Regions from separate parts of the Mus musculus genome. Here region 1 is linked to region 2. Evidence: chromatin contacts called from ENCODE Hi-C or POLR2A ChIA-PET data. All regions are on one chromosome and are shown on one strand. Each heading gives the region's core, a stretch centred on a gene start or an enhancer-like site at or near the end of the contact. The rest is flanking DNA. Distances are from core to core; before and after follow the strand shown.

Region 1 (4,649 bases), core at 1,030-3,529, 48 kb before region 2:
TCGGCTCCAGGGAGCACACTAAAGGAACAGCACAGACACTTCACTGCTAGACTTCCCCATCAGTCCCAGAGTCCCGAGCAGGCTCCAGCCCATCTTTATCCTTTTCTGTCCCCTGCAGCAGTGCACAGCATCCTGTGTTTGGGGCCTATCGCTCATTTTAAGTGAAATAGTTTAAAATAAGTGGAAAAAGCCCTTGTTGACTTCAACATTTGATAGTTCTAGATCATATAAGTCCAGCTATTTGGTTTTCATCTTTTTCTTTCCTTCGTAAAAGGATTGTGACAAAATCACACCTTCCCAGGAACAAACACAAATAATCATTCTTGGCATGTCTCTCTGGAGCTTGAATATAATTTGGAAGACATCATTTCAGATTTCTGTACATTGCAGACATGACAGCCTTTCATGGAGTTCCGGCCTACAGCTCCTAAGGGGGAAGGGCAGTAGGGAGAAAATGGAGCCTTCTGGACAGCTCTCCGTGCACTAGGTGACTTGCACATTTCTTTATTTAACCCTTTCTGAAATTCTGTGAGGTTTGTCCTACTTTGTAGCCAAGGAAGCAAATCGGAGGGAAGCCATGGAAATGTACTCTGACTTCCACTCTTAAGGCTGGGCTTGAAGGCTGGGCTTGAACTGGGTTCTGTTGTCATTCCCTTTACAGCCAGAACCCAAGTCAATAGGATGAGAAGAAGGGAGAGCTACAGCCTGAGAGGCTTGTGAGGCCCAAGCCACCTTTCCCAGGAATTTCTGGAGAAGAAACTGCTTTTGTGAAGAAGTTTTTCAACAGTCTTAAAACTTGCAGCACAGATTAGGTTACAGCGGTGGTGAAATTAACTGAAGTGTTGCTCATCTGTCCTGGGCTGCCTCTTGAGGTCTTCAGAATCACCAAGGAGACTCATCTAGGTGTGACCTGGGGCCCTGAGGCAGATAAGAAGCCTGAGGTAGGGCCGCCACATGTTTTCCCTCTGGCTCCTGGGACACTCTGTTCTGAGTACTGAGCACAGCAGAAGGAATGTGTGTGTGTGTGTGTGTGTGTGTGTGTGTGTGTGTGTGTGTGTATGTGTGTTTAATATTTAAATTATAGAAACATCCACTTTGGTTGTAAAAGATCATTCTCTCTACAGTCTTGAACTCCTGAAGCATGGGTCTTTATGAGGAGCGTTTGACTGACTTGAAGACATCCTTCAGTGTGCAGAGATCCTTTGCTTGCTTGGTGTAGCCTCTGTCATTTCTGATGCCCTTCTGGAGACATCAGTGCACTGATTGCCTAACTTTTCAGCTCATGGTATATTCAGTACTAACCAAAGCTCAGCACAGCAATCTGGAGGAGGTCCTTTTCAGTTTGACATGTGTAAAACATGACATTTTTGTAATTGGTGTGGAGTTCTGACAGGTACAGTTTGGCTACCTGACTATGGGCTATCTCTTGCTGTTGATTTATTGAAACTAGATCTTTTAAAGTGTAATGTATTGTCCCCCACAGACTATTGTGTTAAGATAAAATTCTTTTCAGCATTGTCCTTTGAAAGGCTTTCCCTACAGTGATTATCCCTCTGTGTCCCCACAGTGCACACCCCCCATGGCTACTCACAGAGGCTCCAGAAACCCCTAGGACCACTTATGGCCTCTGTCACAAACTGTCAGATCCTGCAAAACTCTCTGCTCTCACCAGCAGTAGCCAGTAAGCCTTATCAGACTGGGTGGTGGAGTTGATGCATGCCTGTAATCTCAGCACTCAAGAGACAGAGGCAGGAGGATTGCCAGAAAAGTTCTAAGTGTTCAAGGCTAGCCAGGACCACCTTTTGTTTAAAAAAAAGAAAAAAAAAGCAAGAAAGCCACAAACAAGAGTGGGCAGTAGGAACAAGTCCAGGCAGTTGCAGGTGCGGGGCAGGGTAGAGCCGCTGGGCACGGTTTTTAGATACCCAGATAGCTTTTGACTTTATCCTAATGAAAATCTTCCCCCCAAATCGAGGGGACTCTGATTTAATTGCTGTAAATTCCAAATAGCAAGCAGATCACACAAGAATCCCTAATCCCTAACAGTTTCCTTCAGTAAAGCAGACGGAGGCTGCGCACATGTCCCATGGCACACATGGTTCTATTTTGTCACCTGGTGGCCACCAGGAAACCCCGATGAAGCGGTCTACTTGAAAGCATCGTTTCCCCACCACTCTGAGCTGGAGAAACGATTGCTTGCTCCCTTGATCCGCGGGGCTTCCGAAAGGGAGAGTGCGCTCACAAGCACAAACAGGAAAGCCTGACATCACGGAGCGGCGGGGAGGAGTCTGCTGCCGCGGGCTCCCGGGCTGCCTGCTCGCTGGCCGGCGCTCCTTTGTGGCCCGGTCGCGCGCGGCGGCGGCGGCGGCAGTCGGGCAGCAAGGCGCGTGGGAAGCGCGGGGACCCGGAGCCGGGCCAGAGAGACGCCCCGACCGCCTCGGAGCAGGGCGCACCATGCAGCGTCCGTGTGCCGGAAAGAAAACTGAGAATGAAATTACTTTGGCAAGCTAAAATGGTAACGCCAGCTCCCCGCCTTCCCCTGACGCTTCTCTGCTGGGGGACTCGTCCCATCTCCCGCTTTCTCGGGCCGGGTTGTTGGAGCACTGTCTAACTGATCAGAGCCACCCGGACCCCACTCTCTAAGAGGAGCTTTCTCATTCTGCTTTGTGTCCTTCCCCTCTCTGTGCCTCTTCTCCCTAGAAACGATGCCTGTGTTCTCAGGCATCGCCTGCGGGGTGTCTGGGACAGGCAGATGCGTGTCAGGAGAGCAGAACTTGGAAAGGACAGAACTCAGTCTGGGGGAGCGGCGCCGCGCTCTGCTTCCCAGCGGCAGCCCTTTAACACAGATCCGAGGTTTAGCTGGCGACATGGCTATCCAGGGGGTCGCTGTGTAAATTTCAGTGGAAGCTGCATGAAGATGTTTTGCTTTCTCGGCACTTGCCAGAGGGGCTTTTCTTTTCTTTTCTTTTCTTTTCTTTTCTTTTCTTTTCTTTTCCTTTTTTCTTTCTGGAAATAAAAACTTTCCATACCCCACATAACTTTTTTTTGGGTTTCAAAATAGTAAGAGGAGAAAAAGAGGTACAACTTCACTTCCCAAAGAGGGCTCTTGGTATTAAAACACTTGTTTGAGGGAGTTTAACATCGACATTGCTCAAATGTTTGTGTACTTTGAGAAGTATAAACTCTTGTTTTTGCAAATGAGTTATTTTTTCCTTTCACTTAAGTGGACAGAGTTGATCAGGACTAAACCACAGTTTCCTTAAGAAGGAAAAAAAAAAACTTGAAAAGATGATTTAAGATACGTGGCTAGGTTAGGAAAAGTAACTGACCAGAGAAGGGAGAAGTCGGAGGCTCCTGATACCGCAGGAAAAGGCTGCCAGCCAAGAAAATCTCAGCCTTGCCTATTGCAGGGTGTCCTGTGTTGCTCTGTTTGGAGGATTTACTCAAAGGCTTGGAGAGCCTTTGTAAGCAGGGAAGCAGCTGGGATAGATTGTGGTTAGCCAAGGGGGAAGAAAACAACAACACACACTACGACCCTCTTTTTCTTTCTTTTTATCCTGTCCCTGGCAGAGCTCGATTCAGGACTGGGGTGAAGAGGTAGAGGAAGGAGCTGTTTACCATGTCACCCTCAAAAGAGTCCAGATTCAACAGGCGGCCAATAAAGGAGCGAGATGGCTAGGGGTGAGTAGCGCTTCCGAGATCTTGAACTTTGGAACAGTGTCTTTGCTCTTCTGTGAATATCATTATTATTTAGCCAAGGTAGCCCCCCCCATCCCCTTTTTCTCCCCCTTAGTCTTAAAAAGGAAACTGCTGATGGCCAAGTGTTTGCTCTAGCTGGACAGGTCTGTTTTAGGACTTGTGTTTTCCTAAGCATCTTCCCTAAGTCTGTCAATAATTCAGAACCTTCCGGAAACATCTTGAGGTATTTGGCAAACAGGCTGGGGGTGTTGTGGCAGAAGAGGACAGACACACAGAGACCTGGTCAGAGAGCACTACTAGCTTCTACATGTGTCATAAACCGCTGTGCCCAGAAGATAACCTTTTCTCTCTCTCCTCCTTACACAGTGATGCCAACAGCCCAGTCCCCACTCCCAGAAGTTCAGAGGCCATTCAGACCCGCTTCCTTTGAGGGGCGGCAAGGTTTCCCATTGTGACCTCCTTTCTGTAGAATGGGAGTAGACTGATATATACTTAGTCTTGGGGCTTTGCCTGTAGAGTATGGAGTCGGTGGCAGACACTCGGAAAAAATCTGCTTTCCATAAACTATTGGGGAAGGTCATGTGAGTTCTTAATTCGACCAATGAATCTTTCAACACATCCCAAATGAAGGGACTATGCAAGGCAGAGAGCCTGGCGGTGGGATCAGGAACATGTGGGAGAGTGGAGAGAGAGTAGTTACAGATGACACAGGGAGGAACATAGCGGTGTCTGAAGAGAGGCAGGACTTGTGGGTAATGGTCTTCAAAGCACTGAGGAGTGTGTGCTTGCATCGCAGCCTACTAACCTTAGTTTCAGAGCACACAGGGTTTGGAGCAGTGTTCCCAGATGAGTGCGGAGTGCACGGGGCTTCCTGGGAGGAGCGGAGGCAATATGACTTGTAAGACTCATAGTCAAAGGCAGGAAGCCAGGAGCCCTATCTTCCTTAGCCGTGG
Region 2 (4,491 bases), core at 210-2,709:
GCTACTGAATCGGTGGCAGTTCATTGTAGCAGCGATAGCTAAGAAACAAGGACATCTTCTTAGGGAGATTGTCCCCTAAAACCTCATGTCCCTGGACTCAGGGGTGCCAAGGGTCCGATGTGTACCCTCTGCCTTTGTTTTTAGGGCTGTGTGCCCCGATCGTCTGTGGCCTCACAGCACAGAGATCACTGCGAGAAGCCTGAGCCTCCGCAGACAGGCGCTGTTAGTGTTTTCTCCTGTAACTGTGCCAGTTCCCTTGGCTTAACCAGAAAGCTTTAATCTGGTGCCGTTTTAGAATTACCTCTCACCATAATCACACGAGGGAAACTGGAAATAAGTTCTGTCCCTGCTCCCTGGCTACTTTGATTTGGTTATTCAATTGATTTTTTTTTTTTTAACCAAGTGGACCTGCATCCCACGCAGCTGAACTGTGGGAACACAGGAGACAGCAAAGTCCTGATTCGTGGGATGGTAGTGAAGCTCTGCTAACCTAGACACTGAAGGGATACTGTCAAAGGCCTGGCCTCACGTTATAACCTGAAGTAGGGTTTGTAAGACCTAAGTGATGCCTTTTTTCTTTCCTTCCCCACTTAGCAACAGCGGCAGGGCGTGCAAGATACAGGATATGTTTACCTTTTTTTTTTTTTTTTAAACCTGAGAAGAATATTGAGTTACTTTGAAAGATTCTTTTAAAAGTATGTATATATTTGGAAGTTAGAAAACTGACAAGAACTTGAAAAACCATGTGGATATTCTGAGTGGAAACTGGAAAGTTTGAAATTTAACTCATAGTCTAAAGCAGTAGTTTTGGACCATTTTTCTAGCAGTTGATTAAAAAAAACGTAGATCCCAAACCCCTTTTAGAACCTGCTCAGAATCCTCAGGGATGGCCTGGTGGGTCAGAACACACATAAGCGAAGGGCCTAAGTGTGAGCCCCAAACATCCACCTAAAACATCAGAGTGGCCACCCCACCTATAACCCCAGTGCTATGGGAGAGGCAGGAGAATTGCTGGTGCCGGTGCCAGCCTCTCTCCAGATTCACTGAGAATCCCTGGCTCAGAGAGTGCTATAGAATGACTGCCCACCCTCCACGGCCCCTCATTCTTTCTGGCCTCTGCATATATGCAGAAGTGTATGCACTGCATGTATACACCTCACTCATATTTACACATATACTCGCCCCCACAAGAGTCTACTTGCTAACATCAGAATCTTTCTTTAGAAAAAAATTGTTGATAATAACAAACTTACTTAAGGACCCTGGCTTCTGTTTCTCTAAGCAGAGGATTCCTAGAATATGTCCTCTGCCCCCTGCCCCTGCCCCGTGACTTATCCTTTCCCCTTCAGTAACCAACTTCACAGTGGGAACTGGACTTTGCCAAGATAGACTAAGTGACCGTGACCCAGGCCTTTGTCGGACCTGGGAGGAGGGAGTGCCTTCTGTGGAGGGCATTATTCAGGGTGCGTCCAAACAACTCTGTCTGGTCTTTGGGAAGCAGTGCAAAGCCTTCCTAGGCGTCCTGTGAAGTTCCAGGCAACTGTTGGCTGCTGCAGGCCTGGCCTTCTCCCAAGTGAAGGTTCTGGATGGTTCTCTGGTGCCTTACAACTTGAGTTCTTGTGGGTCAGTGAAAGCATGCCCAAGTGTTCTGAAGCTGGGATTCATTCAGAGACTCCCCGAGGGCTTTAAGTCAGCAGCTTCCTGTGTGGTCTCTTCCTTCACTTGCCCCTTCTGTCTGTCATTCGCTGTTCCCACCAAGTATCCCCTCCTTCCTCTGCCCTCCCTGGGCTTTCCTTTGTTCCTAGCAGGAGAAGGTAAGCCAATCCGGGATTGTGTTGACTGTCTACTGCACCAGGCCCAGGGCTGGAGGAGGAGGCAATGTCGCCATGATGTGCCAGGCCATCCTGACCTGCATGTTTGCCCCAGGCCTCACCTGCTGTCGGCTCTGCTCTTCACTCTCTGCCTATGTTCAGGGGTGTGTGTGTGTGTGTGGTGTGGTGTAGTGTATATGCGGTGTATTGGCAAGCAAGCGTGTGTTATGGCAGGCAGAGGAGGATGTTAGGTGTCCTTCTCCATCTGCCTCATTCCTGTGAGACAGTGTCATTGGCTGAACCTGGAGGTAGCTCCGGTAATCAATCTTTCTGTCTCCATCCTCTGCTGGAGTTTTAATTCTATTCCTCCATGCCCAGCTTTTTACCATAGCTACCAGGGATTTGAACTGAGGTCACCATGCCCACTTAGGAAGTACTTGTACTCCTGAGCCATTTCCTTAGCCCCAGTGATTTATTCTTAATGTCTAGAATAGTAAGGACCTGGGCACAGTCCTTAGTAAACCATCCTCATCCAATGATGACTAAAGCAGTCCAAGAATGAGTTCATGGATGAGTGGACAGGGTCCTGACATGATAAAATGAACATGCAGATAGGGCCTTCTAACATGTGTGGGAGGGCAGTGACTTAGTGCTGGGCCCAGGGCCTGCCTGCCAAGGTTCAAGTCCCTCTTCCGCCTGCCAGTGATGTCGTCCAGGCTTTCTTACACAGGCTTTCTGGGTCACACTTCACCTCTCTGTGAAGCTGGACGAGTGATAGCACCCTGTGGGGTTATTATGGGAATCGAGTGAAACAATCCACCAAAGCAGTGGGCACCCTTCCTGCCATATAACAAGTGACCTGTTATTACCATTGGCTCATTTGCCAGCATCAAGCAGGGCTCACAAAGTCCTTTATGGTGACCGCATCCTGGTCTGCTTCTACTGAGACTTCGCTGTTGGGGCACAGATGTGAGGTGGTTCTCTCTGTAGAGAGATGGTGTCTGTGGACAACTTAGGACCCCTTGCTTCAGATACATGTTAAAAGCTATGCTCAGATGGGTTTCAAACAAACTTCTTGAAAGTGGCTCTTCCAGATTTAAACATTATGTTTTTTCTTTCTCTTATTCAAGTAGTTTTAATAATTGCTTACAGCTATACTATACAAGGCATTTGTAAGCCTTTCTTTCTGCCTGATGACAACATGAGAAACCCATGTCAAAAGTCATCTGGCAATGTGGATTTCGATTTAAGTTTTATAAAGAAGGGCATTTGCTCCTTGGTATGCCTAAGGGAGTTGAGCTTTGATCTCCAGCCCTGAGGAGGCTTGGTGGAAATTGGAGATGACATTGTTGACGGGTTCATCTGTAGCTTTTCTGTTGCCACTAATTAAGCACACACACATGCACGTGTTCTGTTTACCCCCTTGGAGGAGAGGAAGTGAACTTGACTTTGATTTTTGATGGGAAGCTGTGAGCGGGTTCAGGGATACATCAAAGGGGCCTTCCTCGTCTGGTAAAACCAACTCTGACATGAACATTAAAGAGCTCTCCATTCCAAAGCTAGATGCGTTTTGTTTTCCCCATAGAACATGACTTCTCCTTAATGATAAGACAGGGCAAGAGCGGACAGTCACCCCTGACTAGTGCATTCAGGTCTAGAAGGGTTTCCCCCCTTCTTCTTCTTTATAACAGCACATACATACCTTTGTGGTTTCATACTGCTAGTACCTCCAGGATATCTTTTTTTTTTTAATTCTTAAAACCTTTTTCATGTTAATTTTGGATATTTTGAATAACTACAGCCAAAGCTCAAAATAAACTTTTATGCTCCTAAGCCAGTGGCTCTCAATCTGTGGGTCACAGCCCCTTTGTCAAACCTTTATCTCGAAGATATTTACATTTCAATTCATAACAGTAGCATAACAGCAATGAAAGCGATCTTCTGTCAGGGAGTCCCCACGACATGATGAGCGAGCTGTATTAAAGGGTCACAGCGTTAGGAAGGTTGAGAACCACTGTCCTAAGCCCTTAAAGGACAGGTTAGGACCCTGTGTGCGTGGGGAGGGGCAGGTGGTGCTTTGAACCGCGCATGAGAGCGGTCAGTTGGCATGTCTGCTGTGGCCTCACTGGGCACAAGCATTGTCGTAAGCGTCCAAGAGCCGTGAGCACAGAGTCAAAAGTACCACTCACCTAGAATTTATGCTCTGCTCGGTACCCAGCCCGGCAAAGCTGACCTTATATCGTGTTAGGAGATGTTGAAAGCTGTGGAGAGTAAGGTGGTAAAGGGGTGGTGTCAGAGTCGGGGTGCGTTTTAAACAGGATGTGTAGGGAAGGCCTACACCGATAGGCAGCACTTCAGCAAAGATCTGAGGGACCCAAAGAACCTGCCATCGGAAGCAGCAGAAGCAAGAGACAGCTGTGAGGTGGGGGTCGGGAAAGTGGGGGAATGGTTGACAGGTTGGCGAGGCAGGAGTGAGTGAGGGAAACGTGGAAGTTATGGACCGAGCGCAGTGAGCAGATTTCATGGTCTGTGGGAGGTGAGACTGGGCTTTTCTCAGACTGGAATCATGGGAGGGGCCTGAGGGGAGAAGGGCTAGGTCCTCAACAGAACTGTGATGGGTGGGTAGACACCCATAGATCAGATTAGTTAAGTGGCCTTTGACTTGCTTTACCCTGAAGAT

Evidence for each region. A loop is a pair of places that touch in the nucleus more often than their neighbours do. ChIA-PET counts read pairs that join two places held with the same protein, here RNA polymerase II (POLR2A).
Region 1: a loop to region 2 is called in a map of heart, with 2.8 times the contacts of the local background. The contact joins the promoter of Rgl1 here to the enhancer-like site in region 2. A Hi-C loop is called at or near these places in 9 of 37 maps with a recorded cell type or tissue (gastrocnemius, heart and left cerebral cortex). POLR2A ChIA-PET finds 5 or more read pairs at or near these places in 1 of 5 experiments (Patski).

What each region holds. Positions count from the first base shown.
Region 1 is chr1:152,622,847-152,627,495 of GRCm38, reverse strand. It overlaps Rgl1 (ral guanine nucleotide dissociation stimulator,-like 1), which reads left to right and starts at 2,279. Exons shown (of 18, transcript NM_016846.4): 1 at 2,279-2,512; 2 at 3,568-3,678. The coding sequence starts at 2,486.
Region 2 is chr1:152,573,980-152,578,470 of GRCm38, reverse strand. The region is part of intron 3 of Rgl1 (ral guanine nucleotide dissociation stimulator,-like 1); the gene reads left to right. Among named protein-coding and RNA genes, the nearest start is that of Gm51749, 36 kb to the right of the region's middle. Within about 2 kb of position 1,459, at least 2 of the 3 ENCODE cell types and tissues checked have a DNase peak (open chromatin) inside an H3K27ac peak, as active enhancers do; they include gastrocnemius and heart, where a contact is called at or near this core.